Regions from separate parts of the Mus musculus genome. Here region 1 is linked to region 2. A link is a contact called in ENCODE Hi-C or POLR2A ChIA-PET data. All regions are on one chromosome and are shown on one strand. The core of a region is the stretch at or near the end of the contact, and the rest is flanking DNA. Distances in the headings are between cores, read along the strand shown.

Evidence for each region. A loop is a pair of places that touch in the nucleus more often than their neighbours do. ChIA-PET counts read pairs that join two places held with the same protein, here RNA polymerase II (POLR2A).
Region 1: a map of left cerebral cortex shows a loop between it and region 2 (14-fold over the local background). The contact joins the promoter of Oaz3 here to the promoter of Lingo4 in region 2. A Hi-C loop is called at or near these places in 2 of 37 maps with a recorded cell type or tissue (gastrocnemius and left cerebral cortex). POLR2A ChIA-PET finds 5 or more read pairs at or near these places in 1 of 5 experiments (Patski).

The regions. Positions count from the first base shown.
Region 1 is chr3:94,433,569-94,438,309 of GRCm38, forward strand. It overlaps Oaz3 (ornithine decarboxylase antizyme 3), which reads right to left and starts at 3,083. Exons shown (of 5, transcript NM_016901.3): 1 at 2,820-3,083; 2 at 2,388-2,557; 3 at 1,403-1,578; 4 at 896-981; 5 at 1-72. The coding sequence starts at 2,986. It also overlaps a transcript of Tdrkh not described here.
Region 2 is chr3:94,397,851-94,402,953 of GRCm38, forward strand. Lingo4 (leucine rich repeat and Ig domain containing 4) reads left to right here and starts at 1,369. Exons shown (of 2, transcript NM_177250.2): 1 at 1,369-1,631; 2 at 3,972-5,103. The coding sequence starts at 1,567. It overlaps Rorc (RAR-related orphan receptor gamma), which reads left to right. Exons shown (of 11, transcript NM_011281.3): 11 at 1-426.

The DNA.
Region 1 (4,741 bases), core at 1,833-4,332, 37 kb after region 2:
AGGGAGGGAGGGCAGGATGATCTGGTCTAACCACCTCGAAGCCCATGTAGCTAAAGGCTCGCAGCAGGGCACCTGTAGAAGAACAGAACAAATGATTAGAATAGCCACTGAAGCTCAGCCCATATACTCCTCATACATGTTTTCTCAAGAGAGTGACTAGCAAGCAGGGTAGTGCAGGCGTAGGGTGTGCTTTGGAGTGATAGACACGGGCTCTACCCTGCATTTATTATTCATTTTAAATTCTAGTTAACCTTTCAGATCTCCAGTTTACTCATTTGCAAAGTGAGAATGAGAACCTTCCTCACAGATTTAAGATGTGATTATTCAAGGATGTAGTACAGTTAAGCAGCATCTGGGCTTGGGGGATATTGTTTTGGTTGGTTGGTTGGGGGCTTGGGTATTGTTTTGATTGGTTGGTTGGGGGCTTGGGGGGTATTGTTTTGGTTGGTTGGGTTTGTTTTTGTTGTTGGCTTTGCTTTTTTCAGTTTTGGTTTTGGTTTGAGATGAGATCTCACTATGAAGCCAATCTGACCTTGAGTGCAGAATTCTTCTGCCTTAGCTTTTCAAATGCTGGGATCACAGGTTTGTACCATAATATCCAGCTCATTTTGTCTTATATCCAGCAGAATATAAACTCTTTGAGAGATGAGCAATAACAGACTACACCTGGTTAAATATATTCCTGTCCTTCTAGCCCTACTACTGTGAGAGCTTGATACATTTGCTTGACATTCTTTGTCAATCCATCATATCCCTTGAATGGATTCTGTAATTTCTTCCATGCTTCTTATTCATCCAATTGTAATGGTACTGAATATAATGTTGTGTGCCTTAACTTCCTTTGCAACAGAAGTGGGGACAGGGTACTGAAGTGCCAGAGGGAAGAGGGACACACCTCTGTCCTTCCGATCGATTTGGAAGTTCACAAACACAGAGTCCACATTGGTTTTCTCCTCCACATACTCCAGTGTTGCTGTCAAGCTAGAGGCCAGAGAAAAAGTTAATACTTAACTCAAAATCCAGACAGACAGAAGAGGAGAAATACTGGCAAGTGTTTGCTCTCTACCTACTGAAACTGGAAAATAAAAAGTTGCTAAAGGAGTTTGGGAGCTTTTCTCTGAAGCAAGGGATTCCACCTGATTGATGTGAGTGTCACAGAAGGTTCGTGGAGGAAAGGACTGCTTAAGAGCTAGAAAGTATTCAACTTTTTTGAATCCTTACTTTGGTGTTCCTGAGTCTAAGTCCAGCAACTGACCCTCAACTTAAAATTATTCCTTGAACTGCAAGCTCTTGTCTGTGTGCTACTAGTGTGTTTTGTGTGTCTGATCCACCCCCTGAGTCATTGTGACATGATAAAGGGTGAAATATCCCAACTCTTCCCCATGCCCATCCAGGTCCTCACCTTTCTCGGTTGCCTTGATCCAAGGCCTGATATGGGATATCCAGGAAGAGTCGGTGATCACACAGAAGGCCGTGCCAATGAGCAGAGGAATGGGGGGTAAGACGAAAGTGGAAGTCTAACTGAACTGGATCTTGGTGAAGCAGGGGGTCAGTTGATAGCACTGTCAGGTTCCCAGCCTGGAAAAGAAATAAAATTAGCTGGTCGTGGTGGCGCATGCCTTTAATCCCAGCACTCGGGAGGCAGAGGCAGGCAGATTCTGAGTTCGAGGCCAGCCTGATCTACAAATTGAGTTCCAGGACAGCCAGGTCTACACAGAGAAACCCTGTCTAGAAAAACCAAAAAAAAAAAAAAAAAAAAAAAAAAGAAATAAAATTGAAGTAATAATCTGTGCTCATTTTGTCCTAAAATCACACCTAAGGCAAACTGAAGTGCCTTTTTAGAATCAAGGAGAGGCAGATGAAGGAGGCTAGGAAGTCAGAATCTTAAGAGATATAACAATGTTCCTTAGTCCTAGGAATAGCCATCCCATACTGAGTTCTACTCGCTGTCAAATACCTGTGAGTACTGACCAGTACTGGGAAGCTCAGGGTGTCATCTTGCTCATACTATTTCCTCAGCTTTATTTCATAGAGTTGGGGAATAAGGTCTTGCTAACTTGCTGAGGCTAGCCTTTTGCTCACTCTGTAGTCTAGGCAGCCCTTTCAAGAAGCTGAGATTACAGGCCAATTACCACCAGTCAGGTCTCTAAAGTACTTTATGTCCTAAAGTCCCACGATAATCTGCTATACCTACTTTTCCTATCCTGCTGTTGGCTACCAGCTATATAACTTAGATCTCTGGGTCAGAATCCATCTAGAAAGCAAGTAGATTTTACACATGAGCTCAGGGTCCTACCTACTCTGATTTTTATGGTTATCAACTGGCTAATGTTCTCTCAGAAACCACAGAGCTGCCCTGTGACATCACCAGTTCATAGTTTACTTACTGAATAGAGTTCTTTAAGCTGGCTGTGGTCTTTTTCCTGTGCAGTGCTCCTACCCACCTGGAGGCCTCCTAGGGACTCAGGAGCACTGGAGGCAGGAGCACGGGAGGCAGGAGCACGGGAGGCAGCAATGGGGCCGGAGAGTCAGGTCCTCCTGTTCCTTGTAAGTGATGCTTGTTGGAAAAGAAAGACCCAAATTAGTGTATCTCAGTGCCTGGGATGAAGATGTGAACTATAAAGGTAGCTTCCTGACTTCAGCTACCCAGGACCAGTCTTCCAACACTGTTTCCTATATTACCTATGAATTGGTTGCAGGCCAACCAAATAGAAAAATTATACAAATCCATGCTAGGCTTCTATCCTGCCACTTAACAAGTTCTTTCAAGTTGTTTTATTTCCCTTATACTTTATGTAATTAAAGTTGAAAACAAGTACCTTTTGTAACAACAAGGCAGCATCTTCTCCCGGAGGGTGATCCGGTATTTGTAACAGTAGAGGTAATAGGCGAATGGTGACCAGAATGGATAGAGATAGTTCCGTGTTTTTCCCCTCTTGATATAAGAAAGGGAGTAGAGAGAGGGGCGGGACCTGTTACAAGGCAGTTTCTCTGTTCAGTGCCTCCCTGCGGCAAAGTGAGGTTCAGCGGATAAGTCGCAGAGGTTCAAGCCACCCTGTCCATTGTGACCTGGCAGGCATTATGACATAGACATGAGGTCACTTGCTTATGTCACTGCAGTTCCCACTAACCAAGGTTCATATTCAACTAGTATATACTTTACAACTATAGCAATAATTAAAATGCTTTAAAAGTTATATACTGAGTCGGGTGTGGTGTCACACACCTTTAATCCCAGCACTCGGGAGGCAGAGGCAGGCAGATTTCTGAGTTCGAGGCCAGCCTGGTCTGTCTACAAAGTGAGTTCCAGGACAGCCAGGGCTATACCGAGAAACCCTGTCTCAAAAACACCAAAAAAACAAAAACAAACAAAAAAAAATCTTATATACTGGTTGGCTAGCAGCCTTGCTGGAGCTCTTCTTGTACCTACCACCTTGGCCTTCCCTCTGGAACACTTCTAAGTCCAGCAACTACAGAGTTGGTGTCTAATGTCACAGTAAGCTTCGAAGGCCCTGCTCCAACACTGACCTGATTAGCAATTATTTTTGCAGTTCTTTATTTTTGCAGTCATCCCTCCCCATAGCACATAAGTACTACAAAGTGCAGAACTTTCTCGGTTGTCTTTATAGAGTAGAAATCCCAAATTAAACACCTCTAGGAAACTCTAAGGCTATACACATCCTTAATCCTAGCAGTCAAGAGACAGAGATGACAGAATTGCTCAACATCTGGAGCCAGCCTGGTTTGCAGAAGCATGATTGTGGCTGAACAGGGCCACATATCAAAACCCTGTTTCAAGCACACAAACAGGCCCAACCAGTGGAAATTAGTAGTTACAGAATCAATATATTAAAACAGGAAAAAGCTCACTCCAACATAACTCAGCAATAAGTTGCTGTGCCAGACACAGAATCAGTTCTGCTAGATCTTAAAATTTTCAACAGAAACTAGAAAGATTCTATAATAAGTTAACACATACACACATAAGAATATGGTAACAATTGTGCTGGTTGATTTTATTTCAACTTGAGACAAGCTGGAGTCACCTAAGAAGTGGTAACATGGACTGAGAATTCCCTGTGGACACGCCTCTGGGGATTTTAAGCAGTGAGTGATTCATGTGGAAGGTTTCAGCTCACTGTGTGTAATGCACCCCTGAGCTGGTGGTCCTGAGGGTGCACAAGCCATGCAGGGCAAAGTAATAAACAATATTCCTCCATGGCCCCTCCTTCAGTTCCAGTCTCAATTTCCTGCCATGACTTCCCTCAGTGATAAGCGTATAACCTGAGAGTTTTAAGATGATATAAACCTTTTTCCCCCTAAGTTGTTTTTGTTTATGGTGTTTTATCACAGAAATAGAAAACCTAAGACACTGATAAAATTTAGCATTGAGAGAAAAATTTGTTCTAGAACCAACAGTTTGAGGCCTCTTAAAATTTATTAACCGTCAATTTAAATATTTATGGAGGGCCTGCTATGAGCCAGGCACCACTGTGTGAACTATAGATCTCTGCTCTATTTAAAGTGAGAGAGCCAGATATTTGTAAGTATATAGGAAATAAGCATGTCAGAAGAGAACTGCTAAAGGGGAAACAAAAAAGAGCCAAGCCAGGTGTGATGGCACACCTTTAATCTTAGCACTTGGGAAGCAGAAGCAGGTAGATCTTTTGAGGATAGCCTAGTCTATATAATGAGTTCCAGGCCAACCAGAGCTACACTCTGAGACCCTATCTCAAAAACC
Region 2 (5,103 bases), core at 119-2,618:
TCTTCCTAGTTAAGAAATGTTGTTGACCCCCTCTGCCTGTTTTCTGGGACCTAAAATGCCTGGATGTGTAAAGAATGAGGGTGGGGTGGAGATAAGGTCCCAAGATAACTGTTTTATGGGGTTTGGGTATGAAGAAAAACATCACTGGAAAAATTAGAATGGAAACCTCTTTGCACACTTTAAAAGTGTCAGATTCGTTAGCAGTCTAATCAGAGACACACATCCACACAGGTGGAGCACACAGAGGCTCTGCCCCCAGTGACACCATTCTGTAGACTTTCCCTCTGGCACACAATCTCTTCCTTGAGGTTGCAGCTCTGAGAAGCCTGAGGTTCTAATTCATACAGGACACCAGAATTCATCCCAGCTCCAGCTGTCCTCTGTCCCTAAGAGAAGCAGAGGACCGGATACTAACCAGCCGGAAAACCCAAGGACCAGCACCCGGGAAGATGCCCTTGACTTCAGTCTCTACGCTATGAGGAAGGAAGGCAGCGCCATCCCCTGCTCTGTACCTGTGTGCTGCTGACTCCACATGATGGAGAGACTAGGAACAGGACAGGGACCTGTTTCTCCTCCATAGTCTTGCTCAGAATTTCTCTCAGTTTTGTAAAGCTGCAGACTCTCCTAGGAGGTATAAGCAGCAGATGAGAGGGAGGGAGGTTTTTTTTTTTTTTTTTTTTTTTTTCTCTCAGAGGAAGGGTTTAGCCAAGTAAACATAAATCCCAACTTGTGCCATTCTTTATAAAACGATTTCAAAGGCTGGAAGTGTATCGTGCCTGCGTGCTTGTACAAGGGTGCAGGGCACACATGTCGGGTGTTGGGAGACTTGAATGTGACTGCCTAGGATACATGCTTGCCCTGCAGTTTTGTTTCTGTGTCAAGCCAGCAATTTATCTGTTTTATAAGAATTTTAGCACACACACATACACACACACACCGCCCAAGATTCTCCCTCAGCTAAGCAATCCACCAGGGAGACTGGTGCTCAGATACCTGACACAAGAGAAATGGCAAGCTAAACTGAAGGAAGGTATTCTAGACTAAGAACTTCCAACAAATGATACCCACAGGCCCGTTTAGATTTAGAAATTGCACAGAATTGCCCTGCATCTAAAAGACTAGAGGCTGTGGAAGCGGTGTCCCGGGAGCTCTCTAGCTCCCCAGGAGGAACCAGGATGTCAAAACTCTCTCAAGCTTCCCAGGCTGTCTCCGTAGCAGACCCTGCCCCAGCCCTGGGTCCCCTCTTCAGTTCCTCCCCCGATTCGATTCGTCATCCCGTAGTGGCGCTTGCTGCAGCCCTCCCTGGTTGCTTTATTTATTTATTTTGCACCAACAGGGTTGCTGCAGACTCATTCTGGTTTAAAAAGAGAGAAGAGGAGGGAAAAAAAAAAAAAAAGAAAAAAATGCTTCCTGGCTCTTTTCTCTCCTTTGGTCTTGGCAGCGCGACCGCAGTAGCGGCGGCAGCAACAGCAGTCTTGCCAGCCGGCTGATGCGGCAGGCTGCCGGGCAGTGGGGAGTGGGGACTCAGACACACGGGGAAGGTGGAGAGGCCAAGGTGCAGCTCGGATGGGACAGGCCCCAGCCCTGGAGAGATGCAGCGCCCAACTTGATGCCACCCCCCAGCTTCTCCGGTAAGTGCCCCTGCCCCTCTGTGGGCACGTCTCAGCTGCCCTTTCCCATGGCATTCTCAAAGACAAGGCCATGTTAAATAGCCTACAGGAAAGAGAGCTTCCCCTCTACCCTAGCTGACCATTCATCCTGTGATTGGAAAACTAAAATGTCCCAGGTACCCCTGGTAGGGAGAGTCCAAGGAGCCCCCCCCCCCGCTTTTTTTAGCCTCTAAAAAGCTGCCCTCCTAATCTGTGTGGATACTCCAAAAATCTCTCTCCTAAGTGCCCCTTCACCATGCAGGTCCCCATGCCTCAATCTGGCATGCTTTAAAGTGGATATGTGCTCGAATGAATCTGTGGCTGCCACATAGACAAGAAAGCTCCATCTCCCTGAGGGGGCAGTGCCCCAGACTCTAGACCCCAGGGGAAGAGAAAGAGTTTTGTAACATCCATCCATCTCTTCTTGCAAAGTGACCAGAGACCAGTCCTGTAGTCATAGAGGATAACAAAGGAAGACTGATTAAATTGGCCACCTTATAAATAAAAGATGTTGACCCTAAGTCCCCCAGCCACTGGGCTAGCAGGCTTTGGGGACAAAGAGAAAACTCATGTAAGCAGGAGAAAGGGCGCTGGCACACACGCCTCACTGCACTTTTGCTGAATGCAGAGCGAAGTGATGAACAGGAAGTGCAGCAACAGTGATGAAGGGCTAGCTGTCAGGTGGACAGGAGAGGCTGGGAACTCTTAGTACCACACAGATGCCCATTAGGCCCTGAAAGGGGGAGGAGAGAGACAGCTGCTGCTGCCCCTTGCTACTCTTTCCCCTCCCCAAGTGATCCCACAACAGTGTCCTGTATCCCTTCTGCTCTTTCCTCTGCGTCCATACTGAGGACTGAACTTGGTATCTTTCTTTAGTTTCCCAACTGCGTTATCCTCTGAAGTGGCTGGAGGAGAGTCTCCAGAATGATTCTCCTGGAGTGTAGGAAGGAAAGGAGAGCTGCAGCTCCTCCTGTATTCTACATGCGAGAAAATAGGACACACAGCAGAAAGCTAACGCCACAGAGCCCAGAAAACCTGAAGCCTCAAAGTCCCGAGGTGCAGGACCTGCAGCCAGGGAAACACAGCAAGCAGGCCGCCTCCAGGAGTGTCAGCTTGCTCCTGCTCCTAGCCCTCTGTCATCTCATTCTAATATTCCTCCTCTCCTGTGGTCCCTATTGCATTAGCAAGGCAAGCAGAGGCACTCAAGACTAAAGATGCCTCCATCTCTATCACCATGTCCAGCCTCCGACAGTCATCATGGTCATCATCTCCTGATGCTGCCCAGGCTTCTGGTGCTCACTTTATACTGATGGGTGCTGTGCTTGTATCCGGGTGCCCACTGTGCTACCCAGTGGCTCCCTTCCTCCCACGCAAGGCATCAGGTCATGGGCTGTTTCTCCCCCTTTATCCATGCTTCCTTGGCTCACAAGCCATTTCTTGTGTCTTCTCAGGCAGCTCGGGTGGAAAGGGGTGGAAGCTCTCCCTCAGAAGCACATACTAACTAGAATCAAAACACCATTAAGGAAGGATGTACGGGAAGCTCAAGGCTGAGGACCCCGTGAAGTATTTGAGTACCCTTTAGATATCTTCCACATCTCAACCCCATCTATAAGGGAAGAGGTGCTGTCCTTGGGGCTCTGGTAAAGGATCCCAATCCCATCCTCCAGTGCCCCTGCACTCTGTTCCATGAATAATATACAGCCAGGCTTACCATCCACACAAACAGTTTGGGACACCAAATTGGCTACTCTGGGCCTTGGGCCAGGCGGAAAGAGGGCAGAGACTAGAGCAGAGCTGAAGCCTGCATGTTTCTTAGCTTCTGATGATTTGGTCAAACTAAGAACCTTTTCCCAGTCAGCCCAGGGTCAGAAGCTCTCTCAAGTCTGGATGGGATCTCCCTGATCCTTGGGTAAAGTTGTAGGCACAACATATGGGAGAATAAGAATGGGGTAAGAGGGACATAGCAGAGTTTGTAGAAAGCAGATGTCAGGGAGATGGGTCCTGAGGAATTCCTGGTCTCATAAATACAGGGGAAAGCGCCTTACAGGGAGATGCAGGGTTCTTTCCCCACTACTCAGTCCCTTAAACTTTCCACTACAGAAATCAGCTTGACTAGGGATCATGAACAGGAAGTACTTGGCCAGTTTTCTATGGCTGCAAAGGAGAGATTTCCCCATTAAGGTACATCAAGTCTCCCTGGTTGTGTGCCACACTTACTGGCAAGATCCACCTTTCCTCCCCTTTAAGGAGGTTCGGTGCAGTGCAGGGTCACCACCATCTGAAGCCACTTTTCAAAAGAGACCATGTCATCATCTATTCCAGGCCTCAGGGGATGGACGCAGCCACTGCTCCAAAGCAAGCCTGGCTCCCATGGTCCCCACTCCTTTTCCTGCTCCTCCTGCCTGGAGGGAGCATCAGTAGCTGCCCCACTGTGTGTGACTGCACCTCCCAGACCCGGGCAGTATTCTGTGCCCACAGGCGACTGGACACTATTCCCGGAGGGCTTCCACTGGACACAGAACTCCTGGATTTGAGTGGGAACCGCCTGTGGGGGCTTCAGCGTGGCATGCTCTCCCGACTGGGCCAGCTCCAAGAACTGGACCTCAGCTACAACCAGCTTTCCACCCTTGAGCCTGGGGCTTTCCATGGCCTACAAAGTCTACTCACCCTGAGGCTGCAGGGCAATCGACTGAGAATTGTGGGTCCTGGGATATTCTCAGGCCTGACTGCCCTCACACTGCTGGACCTCCGCCTCAATCAGATTGTCCTCTTTCTAGATGGAGCCTTTAGTGAGCTAGGTAGTCTCCAGCAGCTGGAGGTTGGAGATAACCACCTGGTGTTTGTGGCTCCGGGGGCTTTTGCAGGGCTGGCCAAGTTAAGTACCATCACTCTGGAACGTTGCAACCTCAGCACAGTGCCTGGCCTAGCCCTTGCCCAGCTCCCAGCACTAGTAGCTCTTAGGCTTCGAGAACTGGATATTGAGAGGCTACCAGCTGGGGCACTTCGAGGGCTAGGGCAGCTAAAGGAGCTGGAGATCCACCACTGGCCATCTCTGGAGGCTCTGGATCCAGGGAGCCTGGTTGGCCTCAACCTGAGCAGCCTGGCTATCACCCGCTGCAATCTGAGCTCAGTACCCTTCCAAGCACTGCACCACTTGAGCTTCCTCCGGATCTTGGATCTATCTCAGAATCCTATCTCAGCCATCCCAGCTCGAAGGCTCAGCCCCCTGGTACGGCTCCAGGAGCTCAGGCTGTCAGGAGCTTGCCTCACCTCAATCGCTGCTCATGCCTTCCACGGCTTGACTGCCTTCCACTTGCTGGATGTAGCAGACAATGCTCTTCAGACTCTAGAGGAAACAGCCTTTCCTTCTCCAGACAAACTGGTCACCCTGAGGCTGTCTGGTAACCCCCTAACCTGTGATTGCCGCCTCCTCTGGCTCCTCCGCCTCCGCCGC